Linked DNA regions of Homo sapiens: region 1 is linked to region 2. The links are chromatin contacts, found by Hi-C or POLR2A ChIA-PET in ENCODE. All regions are on one chromosome and are shown on one strand. The core of a region is the stretch at or near the end of the contact, and the rest is flanking DNA. Distances in the headings are between cores, read along the strand shown.

Region 1 (4,849 bases), core at 1,064-3,563, 470 kb before region 2:
GTTAATGTGCAGTAGCAAGGATCAACAAAACCAAAAGCTGGTTTGGGCTTAAAAAAAAAATTACACTTTGATAAGACTGATCCCCACCCCCCGGAAAAAAAAGAAGAAACAAATAACAGGAATGAAAAGCAAGCTATAAATACAGATACTGCAAATTTTAAAATCTGAAACTTGATGCCAATAAATTTTTAAATGTGCATGAAATTAAGATGTCTTGGGAAGCGGCAGAGACCTACATCTGGAGTGAAACCAAACAAAACTGACTACTAAGAAATCTAGACCACAAGGACAAAGTGGAATGAGTAGATTGTTAAAAACACATACTCAAATGACAGAGCCACAGAGGATGAAACCATCTCTGAAAATAGAGACAACCATGATATTTCTGAATATACGTGTTTTCCCTAAAGGCAGGAAAATGAGAAAAAATAAGTTAACGCCCAACCTCCAGTTCTGACAACACGGCAGAGTAACAAGGTCACTCCTGAAACCTCCCCATGTAAGAGAAGCAGGGATATCCAGGGGCCAGAGAAATTGTGTACATGCCCATCCCCACCCCTTCTTTTGATGCTTATATTGCTATTCTTGGTAAATCAGGTGAAAATGAATACCAAGGGTAGTCCTATGGAGAGAAGAAATCACAAGGACAGGTGGGAGAGAAGGTTAAGCTCTGCCTGTATTGCCTTAATGAGAGGGCAGATTCAGGGACCTTGTTGGACAGTGATTACAGGAATAGTAACAATAGCAATAATAAAAGCCAGAATTTTTTAAGCATTAACTGTTCATTATTAGCAGCCATACATTAAGTATTTTATATGTATTAATCTCATTTGCTCTTCATTAAATCTTACAGCTATAATTATTAACCCAGTGCTACAGATGGGGAATTTGAGGTTTGAAGAATTATATAATCCATTGAGGTTAACACAGCCCGCAAGTGGTTGAAATCAAAATTGAATCAGGTTCTGTCTGACTCTGGGGTCTGTACTTTTTCCTTTTTTTTTTTTTTTGAAAAAAAAAAAAAAAAAAGATAGGGTGTCCCACTGTTGCCCAGGCTAGAGTGCAGTGGTGCAATCATAGCTTACTGCAGCCTCAAACTCCGGGTTCAAGTGATCCTCCTGCCTCAGCCTCTTGAGTAGCAGGACTACAGGTGGGCACCACCATGCCTGGCTAATTTTTTAATTTTTTGTAGAGACAAGGTCTAGCTACATTGGTCAGGCTGGTCTCAAACTCCTGGGCTCGAGGGATCCTCCCGCTTTGGCCTCTCAAAGTGCTAGGATTACAGATGTGAGCCCCGCACCTGGCCAGGAGTCTGCACTTTTAATGAAATGTCACCCAACATCTACTACTATTGGCTAAGTGCTTTCACACTCATTTTCTCAGCTAAACAGAGAGAGAATGAAGCACGGACAGCAGTAAAGCCTATATGCGGGGCAGCATTAGCATACAGAGAACCCACGATTTAGTCACTTGCCTTGGTAACAATGAACTGGCAAATTTTCCTAAACCCAAGTTACCATAGTACTAAGTAGTTAGGGGAAAGAGATGGTGGCTTTCTCTATCTGCAAAACGGAAAATCCAGACAATCCCAACTAACTTTTGCTAAAGTTCCTGTGAGAAGTAATCAAAATTTCATGGATAGAGGTTCCCTGGGGACAAATTTTGGCTGAAAAAAAAAACAAAAAACAAAAAAAAACTACTATCTTTACACACAGCTTTGAGCAATGATTTGAACTACTTCCAACTTGTGGAATTCCCTCTTCTCAGAAATGACTGCAGGTAGTCAAGCAAATGTGAGATGATGCCTCTTGTTGGAAATATAGCAAGAGCTGGAAAATATGTCCTTTAAGACCCTTTTCAATTCTGAAAGTTTATCATTCTCTGATACAGTGTTGGAACAGATGATTGAGAGAGACAATGGCTTCTAGGAATTCAAGACATGCCCATCTGTCACCTGTGCTTACAGTGAAGCCACACAGAAGTTAACTATGGAACAGTCCTTCCTAGGGCCTAAGGTGCTAGGATACTTATTGCAGTTCTTAGGCTCCATTTCTGAGCCAGTCTGGACTCAGCTCTTTTTCTCACCATGTAGTTGAGATTAAAATTATCCTGTAGTTTAATATCAGAGAATAAATGGCCACAAGAATGAACGCTAAAGAAGAAGCCTGCCAAGCAGCCATGGATCAAGCAGTCTCCGAACCAAACAAAGGAAATGAAAAACAGTCTCAGGCTCACACAGGCTGATACTGTTTTAAGCAACCTCTTGAGGTCAAAAACCGCAGGCATTTAAGTCCTGCTCTCAAAGCCATTTCAATAACTGAGTTAAAAACCCAGCTCAAATCAGCTAGCACGATCCACCAGCAGAACCAGGCTACTGTGGTTCTGAGACAAAGATGACATTCATTTACCATGTGGTTTCTCAGAAAGCGTATCTACACAGCAGGTTTCCCTGGCAATTTTGGATACATATGTCTTTTCCAGACTGCTGTTCTTGGCTAGTTTTCTGAAAGAAAAGAGCACAAAATCTCATTATATTCCAAAGCACAAATAAATTCAGTCTCAACATACTTTAAACCAAGCTTTACAGGAAAAATAAGAAGTTGAAACAAAAATAGTGTACCCTGTCAAGAACAATTTAGGATAGTCTTCTCACCAGAAACTGCTCGACAGGACTACTTCAGTAAAAAGCCATTAACAGGCAGTGCTGTTGACCTTGGCTAGCTACTGGGCATTCACATGGCACTGCCGGGTCAGAAACCTAAACACCAAACATAGTCTCCATTCATCTTTCTTCTAGCACAGAAGAAAAGAAACTCATCAGAAAAAGTTTAAAAAGCAGAGCATGGAGATTGTCCAGAAAGGTGGTGGCAAGAGTCTGAGAGCGCAGGTGCTGATGGTTAAAACCCCAGCTTAATTCACACACTCAACAGGCAAAAAAATGCAACAATAAAAACAATCACAAAGACTCAATCCCCAAACCTCCTGTTGACAAGAAAAAAGCCTGGCTTAATATATTAGAACGACCTGAAAACAACCCAACTCCAACCAAAAAAGCCCCAAATGTTAAATGCCAAGTAAAAAGAGGATGATTAAATCAATCAAAAGAATGTAATGTGATGGGCTACTATGTGACCCTTAAAAATGATTTCACAAGTGTTTTTAATGATATGAGAAAATGTTTAAGATATGTTAAGTGAAAAAAAATCAAGATTTATTATGCATGCAGAATGATCTCAGCTGTGTAAAATAATATCTAAGTATTAAAAAACTGGAAGGAAATGTTAAAATGTAATTATTATTGCTGGGGGGGGTGGAAGAGTTGTAAGAGACATTTTCTTCTTTAAGCTTTTCTTCAGTCTCTAAACTTTCTATAATGAGTGTGTTTTTACAACTAGAAGGTTAACAAAATAGCATTGTAACATTATAGAAGAGCAAACCAACACCAAAAAAGAAGAAAATAATAACATTTATTAAGTGCTTATTGCAGGCCAGCAGTAAGGACCATTGTCCTAAAGGTGCTTTACGTGCATTACAGGTTTAGTATCCCTTATCCAAGATGCCTGGGACCAGAAGTGTTTTGGATTTTGGATTTTTGGATTTGGGATTACGCAACCTGCATCTCATTTGATACTCACGACAGCCCTATGAAAGAGGTATGACTTTACCATGTTTGACAGATAAGACAATCAAGGGTTAGACAGGTGGCATAATAGGTGGAGAAGATAGGCTATGAGCCCTAACAGAATAACTCCAGTGGTTTTAACCACTATATGCCTCTCAACCACAATGGCATAATCTGTCTCCCTGCCTGCAAGCCTGACCTAAACATAAGCCTCAATGACAAAATCTACTTTAGAAGGCACTATAATAATTTAGGATAGTGTGACTGCCAAGGTACTAAGATACTCAGATAAATATTCAAAAGAGGAACTAAAACACCTCTAATGAAGCTATAAAAAGAATCCATGTGATAGAGCAATGCATCGCTGCAGTTGAAAACATACCAGCACAACAAATCAACCCACAGCTAAATCCCACTATACAAGAGAAGCTAGTAATAACTGTCAAAGAAAGACCCCTGGTAACCACTTATTGAACTACCATGAAAAAAGGAACTCACTAAAAGATACAATAACAATGAGCTAGACAGTAAGGATTTGAATTTGTCTCCCAAAAAGCCCCCTAGCAACAAGAGGCCTGGACCATCAAAGGCTAGAGAAAAGAAAGAAACTAAAGAGAAAAATAAAAAGCATTGTACTTGATGCCAAATTATATAAAATACAACCAGCACAGAAGGACCACCTTACTTTTCTTTCAGTCTAGCACTAAAGGCCTTTTGGTTAGAAACAATCAATTTTGCTTGGCAAAAAAAGGATCAAGACATAGAAGTACTTTGGATCAAATTCTGTAGAATCAGCCTATTTGAGATGCATTAAGGTTAATGCCAAAACCAATACGGTGTTCTGTTCACAGTTTCTTTCTAGAGGTTTTAAAAGCCGAAAAACATTAAAACTCAGAGTTTGAAGTGGAAAGTTTCTATCTGTAAAAACAAGCCACTTTTAGGTACTATAAGCTATTAAGATTTGGTAATTCTAAATTAATTATGTATTTTTTAAACCCTTGGTTGTTAGAAAAATATAAAGCTCGATTGCTACCTTACTCTTAACACCAAGACAAATACATGATAGATTAAATATTGAGAAAGAAAAAATAATAAAACATTCTAAAACAAAGTAAGGGTTAATATTTTTGTAATCTTAGAATGTGAAAAACTTTCCCAAAGATGACATAAAATTCCAGAAACCACAAGAAAAAGCTAATAAATCAAAATATATAAAAATTTAAATGT
Region 2 (4,572 bases), core at 503-3,002:
GTCTCCTTTGTACCTATGTGCCAGGCTTTCTACTAGGCAGTGGGGCATAGTGATGGGCTAGACAGACACGCAGAGAAGGTGCAGATGGTCTAGTGGAGACATGGGGAATTGAAGTTATGCCAGTAATTATGTAAATACAGTTTAGTTCAGGATAATATGAAAACATATAAGTAGATGGTTGTCCTCAGTCAATGGGGTTAGGGAATAATACTGACCATCTAGTGCTCTGTAAAGGGTTGAGCATAACATAGGGCCTAGTGCTTAAGAGATACTCAATAATGCCAATTCCTTCTTTCCTCTCTCCCCAAGTGTATGTGCTAGTGTATGCGTGTGCACATACAGTTACCACTGAGACTTTTTCTTTCTCTTTCTTCAAGAACACCTAATCTGAAAAAGACCCATAAAAACTCAGAAGTAACTTAATGTTGCCTGTTTTATGTCTTCTTTTAACTGTCCTACAGGCACCCGTTTTTAGCTACTCTGGGAAACTGAAAACCTAGGGTCCTTTGCTCCTAAAGCCATAAGGGCCCAATACAAAGGGAAAAGAAATATGGACAGTTCATTTCATACTGAATTTGGAAATACAGAGATCATCTAGTTTTGTCCCCTCATTAGGTACAAATAAAGAAACAAGACCCAGAGAGTGTGAAACACTTGCCCAAGGTGACAGTTTCCTTGGGTGACCCTTCTAATATATGGTAGCTTTTTGTTGAAGCTGAAATCTTCCCGTTAGCTGTAACTTTTCAAATATACTTAACCTGCTAAGAGGGGACACCTCCCCTGTTAGCACACTGCAAGCCATCTCAAGCCACCTAGGAATCCTCCTCAGTTCAGGGACCCACCAAGTAAGGGACCTGGGTACAGCAAGGGCCCCCTCTTTCCCTCTCTACAGAGTAGCTTGCTTAGTTTCAAACCCTGAAAACAGATACCAACAAATAAAATGCCTAAAGGCTTACATGTCCTGTTTATATTCCAGGCATAAACAGCAAATTTTTAAAAGGAAGCAATAAAAAGATCGCAAACCCAAGGTTAAAGATTTCCAACCCCTTTCCATCTTGGAGTTTTCCACACAGCTGCTGCAGCACTGGGTTTATATGTGGTAAATTCATGGAGTCTGACCATATCTGTAACTGAAATTTAACACAACAACCATGTTCCTGAGGGGGAAGATAATAGGGAATTTTCACTACTTTCGGAGACTTTTCTTTCTAGAATGTTTAAAAATTATTATACCACCTTTGTAATCAGAAAAAAAGAAAGGGTTTTACAAACACGAATTTCTTAGGGAAGATTTATTTCTTCACCTATATTTGGAGCAAGGAGCTGCTTTTAAAGCTCTGAATACTCTGTCAAAGTTCTTTGAGTAAAAATGAAACAGCATCTGAATGGAGCCCATTTGTGAGACTGGAGGCTCCGACTAGCCTTAGGCAGTTTCAGACAAGGCCATAATTTTCAGAGCAAGCTCACATATATCATTATATAAAAATAGACATTTTGTGGCCAACAGGCTGGAAAGCAAGCTCTCCAGAGAGCTCTGCCTCCAAGCTCTGCTTCTCCCTGGGGGTGTTGGGCAGGGGAGGAGAGTAAAGTTCTACTTACAAGACCAAAGTTTCCTCAAAATCCAGTGGTCCTCAGTCAGAAGCGGAGGCAGAATTTAAGAAACCAGGATTCAAGGTTAGCAGTCCAGACCTGTGGTGCGGGCAGGATTCTCACTTTACCCTCCTCTCTGTCTCTTCCCCGTGTCTCCTAAATGAAAAGCACTTTGAGGTTTTAGTGGGTGTTTCCCATGTCTCGGGCCAAGTAAGTCCCCATTTGTTGTAATCCAATGCTCAGCCTGATGATGTCAACCACACAACTCACTCACTCAGTTTCCACCTCTCTGTCCACAGGAGAGATCCATTTCCTTTGGACAATGAGCCAGGGGGCTGTAACTGCATCCCAGGCCACCACGCTTGCCTAATATCCTTCCTTCAATTTTCAACCCTGCAGCTTTAGTGACAAAAGGCTTCCTATCCACTCACTGAGCCAGGGTTCCTGGGTAAATTCCTTTGCTTCTTAGTGGGTTGTCTGCTTTCCTGTGTGTTTAATTCCTTTCTTTGGTATATAATATACTAGTTAGGGTGGAGATCTTCACCCCACCCCACACCCATCTCTTTCTTCCTGCCCAATTTTCCAAGTTGTTTCATTTCTCCCAGGTCTCCTAGGTACATGCTGGGCACAGTACATGAGTTTGTCCTTCATGTAGGGGAGGTGATGTGTGCCCCCGGGGAAGGCTTGGAAACAGCACTGGTGTGTCCCCTGGGAAACTGGGTTCCAGTCTTGGTCAGGCCTTCAACTGAATGAATGACCTCAAGCAAGTCACATCCCTCTCTGGACCTCAGTTTCCCTATCAACAAAATGCTGGCTTTGGTGCTTTCCACTTCTGAGATTCAATGAGTAAAAATCAGTGACTGGGGAACTTATAAACAAATGCATTATAGAGCATTTTACTACAAGCTACCCAACTACATGCTTGAGGGAAGGAAGAACCCTGGAGAAGTCAGAGGCCACTGCCCAAGATGCCAGGCTCAGCTGGGCACCTTTAACCCCCTTTATGAAGGAGATGAACAGATTCTCTGGGAGTAAAACCAAAAGAATTCACTGAACAAGTCCTTAGGGACATGAAAAGCAGCAGCATAAACTACAAGATAAGACAAACAAGTAACAGGCTATAAGTGTCCTTAGGGACCAACATGGAACAGCAGTGGTTACGAGAGATCATTTCTTGCATTTGGAGAGTGCTTGATGGTAAAGACAAAGAACATCTCTCTACTTTCGTGTACAATGGGGAGCGAGTGACATGCATAGTGGTTAGGAACATCATTTGGGAGCCACAGATGTGGATCTGAGTCCTGTCTGACTTAATTTCTCTGAACTTCAGTTTTTTTAACTGTCAAGTGGGATACTAGTGCCTCTGTTTTAGGATTGTGAGAATTAAAAAACACATGTAAGGAAACTGAAAGTATTTGGTACATACTAAGTATTGAATAAATGTTTGCTCTCGTTGTACATAATCTCATTTGATTCTCATAACATCCTTAGGAGAATCAGATAAGTGCTATGAGGCTACATTATTAATCTCTCCTTCCTGGATAAGAAGACATATACAGAGAAGTTAGGTGACATGCCCAAGGTCACACAGCTCAAAACGAAAGGGACAGAATTAGAAATGAAGCCTCAACTCCTAACTAGGTCAGCACACATGCCACACACATGCCAATGCCAATGCCATTTCTCAAAGTGGTTGCCGCAGCCAGCCTGGGAAAGGAAACACTCAGGCCACTAGGTCAGAGAGGCTGCTTTCCTTGCTTTGCTACCCAAATCCTGTGTGGCCTGAAGCAAGACTGGGCTTCAACTAACTCCCTCAAAAGGAGCAGATCTGATCTGTTTCAATGCCACTTTGATGGTGATGGGAAGGTAGGACCGGAGCTTTACTGGGAAAGCGGCTCTCTATAGGTAAGGAAGAGGCTGTGGTAATTTGTGGTTTAACAAGAATTTTTATTAGTTCTCAGAAAACACAGATGCTTATCAGAAAACATCCAAGAAAACAGGCTATATTAGGAGGGAGTTTGTCAATCTGAAGGCTTTTCAACAATGTGACAATGTGACGTAGGACTGCTGTGGAATAAAAACCACACCAGCCTGGCCGGGCGCGGTGGCTCACACCTGTAATCCTAGCACTTTGGGAGGCCGAGGTGGGTGGATTGCCTGAGCTCAGGAGTTTGAGACCAGCTTGGGCAACACGGTGAAACTCCATCTCTACTAAAATACAAAAAAAATTAGTCAGGCGTGGTGGCGTGTTCCTGTAGTCCCAGCTACTTGGGAGGCTGAGACAGAAGAATTGCTTGAACCCAGGAGATGGAGGTTGCAGTGAGCCGAGATTGCACCACTGCACTCCAGCTTGGGCGACAGTGAGACTCTGTCTTTAAAAAAAAAACAAAAAACAAAAAACAAAACAAAACAAAAAAACACCAGCCTGGTAACCCACAGAGAGCAGCCGTTCACAGCTCAGAGAGATGTGGGCTTCCTTCTGGTCCCTAGACCTTCTTGCTGTGCTTTGGTTTCCCAGTGTAAAATGAGAAGAATAACAGCCTTACTCTCCAAGGTTCTTGTGTGGGTTATGTGCCTGGCACATACTATACATTGAAAAATATTTGAATACTTCTTGTCTAATTCTGACCATTTCATCATCCTTTGCCCTAATGGTGATGTGACAATGAAAGAAAGTCAGAGATTGGTCGGGAAGTCAAAAGGGTCCTGTATTTCTCCAGAATGTCACGATGAGTAATGAACAAAAGCCCACCCAGAGCTGTAAGGCCTGTTCTCAGCAGCAACACTCAGTTTGGAGGGACTGGAGGTCAGGGCTATTGTTTGGCTGAGCCTTTATTCCAGAAGACTGAGTAGGTGTCAGGAAATGAGGCTGGGCTCTTGAAGATGGGTGCTTTGAATCATGTTTTGTTACTTGAACAAAAATAATAGTAAGGAGCCCATTCATAAAAACAACATCATTTTCTTCAACAACATGTACTCTGT

What was found. A loop is a pair of places that touch in the nucleus more often than their neighbours do. ChIA-PET counts read pairs that join two places held with the same protein, here RNA polymerase II (POLR2A). Pooled maps may share reads with other maps.
Region 1: a pooled map shows a loop between it and region 2 (2.8-fold over the local background). The contact joins the enhancer-like site here to the promoter of PKIG in region 2. A Hi-C loop is called at or near these places in 1 of 37 single-sample maps with no recorded cell type and 4 of 50 pooled maps. POLR2A ChIA-PET finds 5 or more read pairs at or near these places in 1 of 52 experiments (activated B cell).

What each region holds. Positions count from the first base shown.
Region 1 is chr20:45,050,740-45,055,588 of GRCh38, reverse strand. The region is part of intron 10 of STK4 (serine/threonine kinase 4); the gene reads right to left. Among named protein-coding and RNA genes, the nearest start is that of KCNS1, 48 kb to the left of the region's middle. RefSeq lists a silencer at 3,690-3,759. Within about 2 kb of position 2,313, at least 7 of the 41 ENCODE cell types and tissues checked have a DNase peak (open chromatin) inside an H3K27ac peak, as active enhancers do.
Region 2 is chr20:44,579,759-44,584,330 of GRCh38, reverse strand. It overlaps PKIG (cAMP-dependent protein kinase inhibitor gamma), which reads right to left and starts at 1,752. Exons shown (of 4, transcript NM_001281445.2): 1 at 1,600-1,752.